2 separate regions of the Homo sapiens genome follow, and region 2 is linked to region 1. The links are chromatin loops, found by intact Hi-C in ENCODE. Cell type or tissue: PC-3. All regions are shown on one strand. Each heading gives the region's core, and the rest is flanking DNA. Links, peaks and the distances in the headings are about the cores only. Region 1 holds the start of ZNF813 (zinc finger protein 813). Region 2 overlaps ZNF331 (zinc finger protein 331).

Region 1 (6,058 bases), core at 2,278-4,777:
TCGCTTGAGCCAGGGAGTTGGAGGCTGCAGTGAGCCCTGATCTCACCACCACACTCTAGCCTGGGTGTCAGAGCTAGACCCTGTCTCAAACAAACAAGCAAATAAATGAGAGGTGTAATTCCTCCTGTGAAAATAAAGAGATTTACTTTCCTTTCGTCTCTTTTCTTAGGAGACTTATTTAGAAAATTTGTAAATGGATTTTGTCTGTCTTCTGAGGTTTTTTGTTGTTTTGTTTTTGTTGTTTGTTTTTTAGATGGAGTTTTGCTTTTGTTGCTTAGGCTAGAGTGCAATTGCACGATCCCAGTTCACCGCAGCCTTCAACTTCCGGGTACAAGCCCGGTTTCGAACTCCTGACCTCAAGTGATTCGCCATCTTGGCCTCTGAAAGTGCTGGGATTACAGGTGTGAACCACCACACCTGGTCTGAAGTGGTATTTTTTAGAAACTAACTAAACCTTTTTTCAGCTTGATGACCCAGGGATGTATTTCTGAAGGACTTGGGAGCTCTCTTTGAAAGGCAAAATACAAGGGAGACAGTACCTGTATCTCAGTAGGAAATTAAATAATTCATACATCAAATAATTCCAATTTAAAGCTATGACCTTTAAATAATTATGAGCCTTTGAAGAGAGAGGCCATTTCTCTTACTGTCTCCTGTCTCTGAAGTAAAAGCTGAAAAACAACAGGAATGAAGTCAGTGGCAAGACCAGCTGGTGCCACTGATGACCAGGCCTGAGGTTAAAATATTAACCCCCAACTCTAACCACATGTGCTCTCAATCTATCATGACCCTTTCACGTGGAACCCCTTACAGTTGTAAGCCCTTAAAAGGACCAGGAACTCCTTCTTGGGGGAGCTCGGTTCTTGAGATGCCAGTCAGCCGATGCTCCCGGCCAAATAAAGCAACTTCCTTCTTTAACCCTGTGTGTGAGGGCTTTTGTCTGTGGCTCGTCCTGCTACACCTTGAGAGAAATGTGCTCATTCAGCTTGAGTCCAGTGGAATGCAGGCGTAACTTCTACGAGTTTTCCTTGCCACGTGTGGTGGCCCACACCTGTAATCTCACCACTTTGGGAGGTCGAGGTGGACAGATCACTTGAGGTCAAGAGTTTGAAACTAGCATGGCCAACATGGTGAAACCACCTCTCTACTAAAAATACAAAACAAAAGGCCAGGCGTGGTGGCTCACACCTGTAATCCCAGAAAATTGGAAGGCTTGGGCGGGTGGATCACAAGGTCAGGAGTTTGAGACCAGCCTGCCCTACATGGTGAAACCCCATCTCTACTAAAAATACAAAAGTTAGCTGGGCTCCTAGCTACTCGAGAGCCTGAGCCAGGAGAATCGCTTGAACCCGGGAGGCAGAGGTTGCAGTAAGCAGCTGAGATCGTGTCATTGCTCTCCAGCTTAGGCAACAGAGCGAGACTCTGTCTCAAACAAAAAAAAACAATGGTGGCATGCACCTGTAATCCCAGCTACTTGGGAGGCTGAGGCAAGAGAACTGCTTGAATCTGAGAGGTAGAGGTTGCAGTGAGCCGAGGTCGCCCCACTGCACTCCAGCCTATGCAAGTCTTCCTCTTATTTACAGGAAAAGTTTTCATGTAAATAATTAGAAAGACTAAGCAACCCCAGAGATAAGACCTCCTGAGATCATTGTCCCTTTTTATGGAGTGATAAAGTAACCTTCCTTGAAGTGTATCACTCTGTCACCAATCAACTTGCTGCAACCTATGCACTGGTCTTGAATGGAAAATGTGATTGTCCTAAAGCTTCTGTCTTTCCCTGTGTGTGAAACCTAAACGTCTCTACTATGGAACGCTGATCCCATTCATTTGGAGTTGATGTTTGCCAGTGGCTATCCTCATGCTTTGTGTTCAGATAAACTCTATATTTAATCATAAATTCTAAATTTTATTATTTACTGCTGACATCAGTTTCTGTCGGATTTTAGGAGCCTCACTACAGAGGGCACCTGTCGCCATGTTGTAAAACTCACACTTGTCAAAAAAACATGGGTTAGGGTTTCTTCCCCTCCTCGGCATGAAGCTACTTAGCTGACACAGATGGTTACCTCCATTACCAAGTAGAGCCAGGATGAACTATGTGTGACCAAGGGTGTTGTCAAGTCCTCTTCCCTGAGGACTGATTAGTGTTTATCTTGAAAACATGTACTTAATGGGTTGTATAGAACAGTGAAGTTTCTTTCTCTCTTTTCAACCTCTTAGCTGTTTGTCTATTTCGCATCATAATCTGGCCTAAGGCTTATTTATTAATGAAATGGTTTTAATTTCTTTCTCTATTGTCGTCGTGGAGATGATTTCTCATTGGGGGGAAGACTTTTTGTTTGTTTTCAATTATGTTTTCTCAACAATTGGAAAGTGAAGTAAAAAGTATTTGTTGGGCCAGGTGCAGTGGCTCACGCCTGTAATGCCAGCACTTTGGGAGGCCGAGGCAGGCGGATCACTTGAAGTCAAGAGTTTGAGACCAGCCTGGCCAACATGGTGAAACCCGTCTACAAAAATACAAAAATTAGCCAGGCATGGTGGCACGCGAATGTAATGGCAGGTACTCCGGAGGCTGAGGCAGGGGAATCGCTTGAACCCAAGAGGGAAGAGGCTGCAGTGAACCGAGATCCCGTTACTGCCCTCTAGCCTGGGCGACAGAGAAATACTCTGTCTCAAAAGAAATAAGTAAATAAATAAAGTAATAAATCTCTTCCACAAACGTGCTGAGACAACTAACTGAATATCCAGATGGAAAAGAATACTGTTGGATCCCTATCTCACACAATCAAAATTGTATTTTAAAACATTAAAAAAAAAAAAGGAAAAAAAGAGACGAGGAAGGAAGCGCTGCGGGAGGGGGTGTTACTTTGTCGCTCAGGCTGGCCTGGACCCCCAGGCTCAGCGATCCTCCCGCCGCTGCTTCCTGAGTAGCTGGGACCTCAGGCTCCTGCCCCCGCGCGCGCATCCCTCCCACCCCGGCGCCCCATCCAGCAGGTGGTCACCTCACTCCTCCCTGGCCTGAGCACTCCGTCCCGCATCCATGGCGGTGGCTTTAGGGAAATCTCTGAAGTTGAGCACGGGGTGGACTTGCCCTCCTGAGTGAATGGAGAATAGAAAGGGGGAGGATTTCTATTTTGTTTTGTGGGCCGTCAGCATGAAATCGTACCTTCCGCCCAGGCAGGGCTTTGCATTTCACATTCTAGTTTGCATCCCCGTTCCAGACAATTCCAGGGCTTTTGAATAGTGCCTCAACCTTACTGGCCGGTCTCGACTCCAAAACCCTAAAACAGGCGCTGGAGCGAGGGTGACGGACTCACAGGTCCCACCCCGGCCCCGCCCTCTGCGCCTTCCAAAGGGCAAAGTCTCTCCGCCTCTCGCCCCGCCCCTGCTTCGTCAGGCCCCGCCCACCTCCCAGGTCCCGCCCAGGCCTGGCTTCTGTCCTGCGCGCAGATTCGCGAAAACCCGGAAGCGGATCGCGTGGAGTGACGGTCCCACGGCAGCGCGTGAGTTTGGCTCTGTGTTGTATTAGGTCTGCACTTCCCAGGTCCCTGGCGCTTCTGTACCTGGGGCGTGGGGTCCCCACAAACCTGGAAATTCTCAGCCGTCTTCCTTCACCCAGAGCAAATTGAGACGACCCCGTGAGAGTCCGGGGGTCGCTTCCTTTTGTGTTTAAGGTCGCCCTGAGGCTGGTCCCGTCCCGGGTCTTTCTGCTATAGGGCAATGTATACACTTTCTATCGCGCATTTTTCCTGCTCTAAACCTTTCTCTGACTCCTCCCACCCCGCGCTTTTTGAAGTCCTCACCCAAGGGGTGGATTCTCGCCCACTTCGGCCGGTGGAGCGCAGAACCGCGGCCCCAGTCCCGGGAAGGCCGCGTCCTCTGTCTGGTCCCGGGATCCTGCAGACCCCACCCTTGTCTTAAGGCGCCCTCGCGCCCCCCCCCCCCCACCTCCCTCCTCCTGCCGGGCCCTGCTGCTTCCTAGGTCTCCCCTCCGCAGTCACGGCTTCCCCTGAGCCCACGTTGGGGAGGTGCCCGGGGCTTGTCCTGTTGAAGGAGGCCAGCCCTTCCACACCTGTGGGTATTTCTCGTCAGGTGGGAAGAGAGACTGAGAAAAGAAATAAGACACAAAGACAAAGTATAGAGAAAGGACAGTGGGCCCAGGGGACCGGCGCTCAGCATACGGAGGACCGGCACCAGTGCCAGCCTCTGAGTTCCCTCAGTATTTATTGATCATTATTTTTACTGTCCTAGTGAGGGGAGTGTAGCAGGGCAACAGGTGGGGAGAGGTCAGCAAGAAAACATGTGAGCAAAGGAATCTATATCATGAATAAGTTCAAGGAAAGGTACTGTGCCCAGATGTGCACGTAGGCTAGATTTATGTTTCTCTTCACCCAAACATCTCAGTGTAGCAAAGAGTCACAGAGCAGTATTGCTGCCAGCATATCTCGCCTCCAGCCACAGGGCGGTTTTCTCCTATCTCAGAATAGAACGAATGGAAATGGTCAGCTTTACACCTAGACATTCCATTCCCAGGGACCAGCAGGAGACAGAAGTCTTCCTCTTATCTCAACTGCAAAGAGGCCTTCCTCTTTCACTACTCCTCCTCAGCACAGACTCTTTACGGGTGTCCGGCTGGGGGATGTAAGGTCTTTCCTTTCCCACGAGGCCATATCTCAGGCTGTCTCAGTGGGGGGAAACTTGGACAATACCCAGGCTTTCTAGGGCAGAGGTCCCTGCGGCTTTCCGCAGTGCATTGTGTCCCTGGTTAACTGAGAATGGAGAATGGCGATGACTTTTACCAAGCATACTGCCTGCAAACATATTGTTAACAAGGCACACCCTGCACAGCCCTAAATCCATTAAACCTTGATTCAATACAGCACATGTTTCTGTGAGCACAGGGTTGGGGCTAAAGTTACGGATTAACAGCATCTCAAAGCAGAAACAATTTTTCTTAGTACAGATCAAAATGAAGTTTCTTATGTCTTCCTTTTCTGCATCCACAAAGTAACAGTCTGATTTCTCTTTCTTTTCCCCATATCCTGTGACATGGGGTGTTCTTCCCTGCCCAGCTCCAGCCCCTTGAAAATGCGCTCCCCTGGTATGTAGCCATCTTACTCCAAACCGTCATGTGATTCTGTGGGCTAAAGGGATCAGGAGACACACGCAGTAGAAAACCTGAGAAAGAAAAGAATGAGAAAGACTCATAACAGATGGCAAAGTAGAGAATGGGTGAGGGATTTGCCAAGAGACAACGAAAGTGAAAAAAATATATATAAGAAAGCAGGAGGAGAAAAGCAACTGGAGACATGCAGAGAAAAGCTAGATGTACAGAGAGATGAAGGACAGCAAGGTAGGGAGAGGGGCAGCAAAGAGGGAGGCTCATCAGGGTGAGGGAGAGGAGGAGGGATTTGGAGCCAGGGCAGACAGAGCAGAGTGGTGCTGGTGGCAAGAACAGAGGGAGAAGCACAGCAGGGAGGACACCTGGGGATCTAGGCTGCCAGAGAGTGGGGACAGGGGGTATAACAGGGAAGAGAGAATTTAACGGGGAGAGCAGAGGAGGCGCAGAGATGGTGTTGCGGGAAACTGAGGACTAGAGAGACTGCTATGGGGGAGACAGAAGGATGTTTACTTAAGGTACGCACCGGCTCAGTGGATTTACATCTAAAAAGCTGAGCATTTCAACAAAGAGTGGGGTTTTTATAAGCAGGCTTACAGAAGCAAAATAAAAGCAGTTAATCATGTAATGATTGGTCACATAATCTATAGCATAGCATAACTTGTGGCCTTGCATAGCTGGTGGTCTTGCAGCTGCATTGAAAGAAAAGCAAGAACAGCTAAATACATTTGTTTTCTTTCTTTCTTTCTTTCTTTTTCTTTTCTTTTCTTTCTTTCTTTCTTTCACTCTTGTTCTAAAGGGGAGGAGGTGTCTGGAGCCCATTCCTTTGGCTTCGACTTCGCAAACAGCGTTATGTTATAACTGTTCTCTAAGTGAGCTTGCTAGGCAGAGGAAAACTTGTTCTTCTCTTTTTAACCCTTGCCTTGCCTGTTACTTTTC
Region 2 (6,058 bases), core at 1,847-4,346, 78 kb after region 1:
AAATTAGATTTTCTTATGCAGAACAATGTCTCTGTCCCCCTAGTTGCTGATGGAAAGGGAACATTTCCTCGTTATATTTCTTAGAATCTCTTTTGCTAATGTATTCATTTTGTTAAACAAAATGAATTTCATTCTTAACATCAGACTCTGAATGTTATTTTTGGTTAATATTGATTACGCAGACAGCGGGTTCAAGGAAGGCACTTTTGTTTTTCTTGAGACAGAGTTTCGCTCTGGTTGCCTAGGCTGGAGTGCAATGGCGCAATCGCGGCTCACCGCAACCTCTGCCTCCCGGGTTCAAGCGATTCTCCTGCTTCAGCCTCTTAAGTAGCTGAGATTACAGGCAAGTGCCACCACGCCCAGCTAATTTTGTATTTTTAGTAGAGACAGGGTTTTTCCATGTTGGTCAGGCTGGTCTTGAACTCCCGACCTCAGGTGATCCACCTGCCTCAGCCTCCGAAAGTGCTGGGATTACAGGCATGAGCCACCGCGCCCAGTGGCACATTTTACCATTAGAAAAAAAAGGAGGGGGCCAGGCATGGTGGCTCACACCTGTAATCCAAAGCACTTTGGCAGGCTGTGAGGCAGGAGGATCGCTTGAGCCCACAAGTTCAAGACCAACCTGGGCAACATGGTGAGACCCTGTCTCTATTATGAATTTTTTTATTTTTTTGAGACGGAGTCTCGCCCTGTCTCCCAGGCTGGAGTGTAATGGTGCAATCTTGGTTCACTGAACCTCCACCTTCCAGTTCAAGCAATCCTCCTGCCTCAACCTCCTGAGTAGCTGGGATTACAAGCGCGCACCACCATGCCCAGCTAGTTTTTTGTATCTTTAGTAGAGACGGGGTTTCACCACGTTGGCCAGGCTGGTCTCAAACTCCTGACCTCGTGATCCGATCCGCCTGCCTTGGCCTCCCAAAGTGCTGGGATTACAGGCATGAGCCACCACGCCCAGCCTTATTATGAATTTTTTAAAAATAAAAACTATAAAAAGAAAAACTTTTTTTAAAGAAAAAAAGCAAGGAGATTGGCCGACATGAGTTGGTCTTCAATAATAACAGGTAACTTCTATTACACAAATGTCACATATTATTGAGTGTTTTACATAGATTATCATACTTGCCAGTTGTAACAATCATACCATGTAGTACTTTTATTACATTTTATCAGTGACGAAACAGACACTATGAGGCTAACTGCCAGGGTTCAGATTCACATCTCTAAAGTCAGACCACACAACCTGTATTCTTAATTTCATCAAAACATCTCTGCCCAAATTATATACACCTTTTTAATCTACCTTCTTCACTTGGTAATTCATCATAAAAATTTTCTCAAGCCAGACGCGGTGGCTCATGGCTGTAATCCCAGCACTTTGGGAGGTCGAGGTGGGCAGATCACAAGGTCAGGAGATCGAGACCGTCCTGGCCACCATGGTGAAATCCCATCTCTACTAAAAATACAAAAATTGGCTGGGCGTGGTGGCATGCACCTGTAGTCCCAGCTACTCGGGAGGCTGAGGCAGGAGAATCGCTTGAACCCGGGAGGCGGAGGTTGCAGTGAGTTGAGATCACGCCACTGCACTCCAGCTTGGCCAGAGCAAGACTCCGTCTCAAAAAAAAAAAAAAATTCTCAATAAGAATCGATATTATTAGGCCGGGTGTGGTGGCTCATGCCTGTAATCCCAGCACTTTGGGAGGCCAAGGTGGGCGGATCACGAGGTCAGGAGATGGAGACCATCCTGGCTAACACGGTGAAACCCCATCTCTACTAAAAATACAAAAAATTAGCCGGGCGAGGTAGTGGGCACCTGTAGTCCCAGCTACTCGGGAGGCTGAGGCAGGAGAATGGCGTGAACCCAGGAGACAGAGCTTGCAGTGAGCCGAGATCACGCCACTGCACTCCAGCCTGGGCGACAGAGCAAGACTCCGTCTCAAAAAAAAAAAAAAAGAATCAATATTGTTAGTATTCCATGCCATCATATAGCAGACCATAATTTAACCCATCCTCTACTGTGAGATACTGCTATTTTTTTCGTTGTTGAAACTGTATTCTCTGGAAATCATAGATAAGATCAAGGAGGGAATCTGTGTCACTATCCTGGCTGTGATACTGTACTGCAGTTTTGTTTTTCTTTTTTTTGAGACGGAGTCTTTCTCTGTCACCCAGGCTGGAGTGCAGTGGCACAATCTCAGCTCACTGCAACCTCCACCTTCTGGGTTCAAGCAATTCTCCTGCCTCAGCCTCCTGAGTAGCGGGGATTACAGGCTCCCACCACCATAGCCAGCTAATTTTTGTATTTTTAGTAGAGACGGGGTTTCACCATGTTGGCCAGGCTGGTGTCGAATTTGTGATCTGCCTGCCTTGGCCTCCAAAAGTGCTGGGATTACAGGCATGAGCCACCATGCCCGGCCTGTACTGTAGTTTTATAAGGTATCACTACTGGTGTAAGTCAGGTTAAGGGTGCACTGGATCTCTCTGTATTATTATTTACAACTACATGTGAATCTACAGTTATCTCAGTTTTTTAGAAAAATAACTTACCTAGAAAAAAATTTTTCTTGATCGCTCTTTCACATACATTTATGTACTTCTGTTTTCTTGTCTTTCTAACTGTTTCCTCCTCCTGGACCCATAAATTCCACATGTGGAATTTTGAGTCAAAATTAGATGTTTGTTAAGGGCCCGCACTATGCCACACCCTGTGACGTTAGTACTTGGAATGAGAGCGTGACTAACGGGGCATAACTGCTGCCTGCACATTGTTTACAATCCAGCAAGCAAGGGGCACCGAACAGCAGCTCGGGCAGCCTGTGCTGTGGCCTGCAGAGAATTCCAGGTGACGCCCCAGAGGGCCTAGGAGAGGATACCCTTCTGAGAACAGCCGTGGCTCGCCCGGCATCACCCCACTCAAGAGGCCAGACGGGGTCCCAGCTGGGGTGACACAGCGCCAGTCACATCCACTCATGGACACTCAGTAGGCCACACTCCCGATCACCCAGCCACAGTCCTAGATCAGTCACTGACTCACAGTCTGCCACTTGTATTTCCATTGTCTCTGGGCTTCCTCTGCCTTCACCTTCCAACAGTGTGGTACCTGCCTGAGAGCAGCGGCCCCCAGTGGGACATGAGAGCCAGGACCCTGTCATTAACTGAACCAACACAAAGGGCACAGCCATTGTCATAGATAAGTGTTCAAGCCGGACGTGTTCTCCGTACCGGCTCCTGTGTCACAGTAACGGGAAGCCTCAGGAGTGGGAGTCCTTGTGGAGGGAGAGGTGACTAACTTGGTAGGTGAGTGTCGGGAGCATCACGTGTTCTAGAATCCAGTAAATACACGTTAGTCCCCAAGAACTCTGAAACTCACAAATGCCAGTGTCCTCTCCATTCGGATTGGTTTCGGCTGTGGCCTGGGGACAGGCGTGCCCTGGAGGGTATTTGCTAATGCAGCCTGTGCTCCAGAAAGACCCTAGGTTCTCATTCTTCCTTTCCCCTAGGCTGGCATCCTTCAGAAAAAGCATCCTGAGGGGGAAAAAAAAAAAAAAAAAAAAATTATTATTTAGGTTGGTGCAAAAGTAATTGCGGTTTTTGCCATTATGTCTAATGTCAATTGCTTTTGCACTGACCTAATATTATATATCTGAAAGTCGGCTCTCCACATGAGTTACCTTTTTTGTTCATTAAATGATTTGTGTTTATATGACTTAGGACTCTTTACTCTTTATGGCCCCAAATATCCTCCCTAATAGCAATTTATCCCAGTAATTCCTCCCCAGGGGATGTGGCAAGGGCCAGGCAGGTATATTCCTCTCTGTACCCCCTGGTTGACCAGCCCTCTCCTTTGAGTATCCACAAACCCATTTGTCAAATTGTTGACATCCTGCTGTGTGCTCTGGTTTTCTAAGATCTGATGGTATAGAAAAATCCCCCCTAAAAAAAAAAAAAACAACTCCCTCCTAGAGGTTCATGTTAGCGCGCTTTATTTTACAGTGTGCTTGGGTAAGGAGGGGATTCGTTTTTAGGTGGAGTCAAACACAGATATCTTTGGTCTTTTCCATGGGACTGATTTTTAGAGCACAAGAAAAGAGAAAGTTAGTTTGTTTAGTCTGTACCTGGCAAAGTTGTCAGTTTTGTGAGGCCTTTAAGAGCGGAGTTTGAGCTAATTTCTGTGTCATCAAAGGCAGAGATGTTTTTCAATATGCAGTAAATCGAAATTTGTTCTATTCACTTGGACTTCTTTGGGCGGACAGCTTCTGTTTTTCTTCAGTTCCCCGTTTGTGTGAACTGTGAGAAACCATATGGTTTAATGTTGAGTATGAGTTCTGGATCTAGGGCAGAGGTTGGCAGCTGTCTTCAATGGCAATTTGTGTATGTTTATGGTCTACAGAGGCTTTGATCTGTGTTTATACTGCAGATTAAATCAAGCTGATTAACATATCCCTCCCTCAACTCACTGATAATCATATTTGCAATGAGAACATTTAAATCTAGTCTCTTGGCATATTCAATATTATTCATTATATTTAGTCACCATGCTAGACAATAAATCTCCAGAAATTATTCCCACTTTATCTCCTTTAATCTTCTCATTCCCCATCACCCTCCCAGGCCCTGACGACCACCTCTCTTCTTCTGTGAGTTGGATTTTTTTTACACTCCACATGTAATGACATCATGCAGGATTTGTCTGTCTAGCTTATTTCACTTAGTACAATGTCCTCCAGATTTACCCATGTTGTCACAATAACAGGATTTCCTTCTTTATAAAGGCTGGATGGCATTGCATTGTGTTATCTCTACCACACTTTCTTTATTAATTCCTGATGAGTATGTAGGTTGATTCCTTATCTTGGCTACTGTGAATAATGCTACTGCAGTGAACACGGGAGCACAGGTATCGCCATGACATACTAATTTCATTTTCTTTGGATATATACCCAGAGTGGGATTGCTGCGTCATCTGATAGTTTTAGTTTTTTCAGGCATCTCCACGGTGTTTTCCATCATGGCTAATTTACATTCTAACCAACAGTGTATAAGGGTCCTCTTTTCCTCACAGCCTTGCCAACATGTTATTTTTTTTGTTTGTTTTTTAATAAAAGCCATTCTTACATGTATGAGGTGATATCTCATTGTGGTTTAACTTTTTGTTGCCCTGAATAATAGTAGTGATCCTGAGCAATTTTTCACAGACCTATAGCAATTTGTATGTGTTCTATCAAGAAATGGCTGTTCAAGTTTTCTGCCCATTTATTATCAGGGTTGTTTGGTTTTTTGCTGTTAAGTTGTTTGAGTTCTATGTTTTGTCATTTTTGTTTGTTTTTTTTTGTTTGTTTTCTAGACAGGGTCTTGCTCTGTCATCCAGGCTGGAGTGCAGTGGTGCAATGACAGTTCACTGCATCCTCCACCTCCTGGACCCAAGCAATCCTCCTACCTCAGCCTCCCAAGTAGCTGGGACTACAGGCACATGCCATCATGCCCGGCTAATTTTTCTTTTCTTTTCTTTTCTTTTTTTTTGAGATGGAGTCTCCCTCTGTCACCCAGGCTGGAGTGCAGTGGCGTGATCTCGGCTCACTGCAACCTCCGCCTCCCGGGTTCAAGCGATTCTCCTGCCTCAGCCTCCGAGTAGCTGGGATTACAGGCGCGTGCCACCACGCCCGGCTAATTTTTTTTTTGTATTTTTAGTAGAGACAGGGTTTCACCCTGTTAGCCAGGATGGTCTCGATCTCCTGACCTCATGATCCACTTGCCTCAGCCTCCCAAAGTGCTGGGATTACAGGTGTGAGCCACGGTGCCCGGCCAATGCCCGACTAATTTTTCAATTTTTTGTAGATATGGGGTCTCACCATGTTGCCCAGGCTGATCTTAAACTCCTGGGCTCAAGCAGTCCTCCCATCTCGGCCTTCCAAAGTTCTGGGATTACAGGTGTGAGCCACCATGCCAAGCCCTATTTTGGATATTAACCCCTTATCAGATATATGGTTTGAAATAGTCTCTCCCAATCCATAGGCTACCTTTTCATTTTGTTTCCTTTGCTGTGTGGGAGATTTTTAGTTTG

The links. Hi-C counts contacts between places; a loop is a spot of excess contacts. Peaks named below come from ENCODE experiments on the same cell type or tissue, not always from the same donor. Only the 100,000 strongest peaks of a DNase experiment are listed, where the experiment ranks them.
Region 2: a loop joins it to region 1, with 14 times the contacts of the local background. A loop is called at or near these places in 2 of 110 quality-filtered maps.

The regions. Positions count from the first base shown.
Region 1 is chr19:53,464,287-53,470,344 of GRCh38, forward strand. ZNF813 (zinc finger protein 813) reads left to right here and starts at 3,447. Exons shown (of 4, transcript NM_001004301.4): 1 at 3,447-3,503. RefSeq lists a silencer at 3,291-3,420 and enhancers at 3,491-3,730, 3,667-4,228, 4,229-4,791. In PC-3, for the core only: no CTCF peak of the experiment used is centred there; a DNase peak (open chromatin) is centred at 3,385; H3K4me3 peaks cover 2,018 bases; H3K27ac peaks cover 313 bases.
Region 2 is chr19:53,542,610-53,548,667 of GRCh38, forward strand. The region is part of intron 2 of ZNF331 (zinc finger protein 331); the gene reads left to right. Among named protein-coding and RNA genes, the nearest start is that of ZNF331, 7.5 kb to the left of the region's middle. In PC-3, for the core only: a CTCF peak has its summit at 3,136; DNase peaks (open chromatin) are centred at 2,722 and 3,112; H3K4me3 peaks cover 1,443 bases; H3K27ac peaks cover 2,500 bases.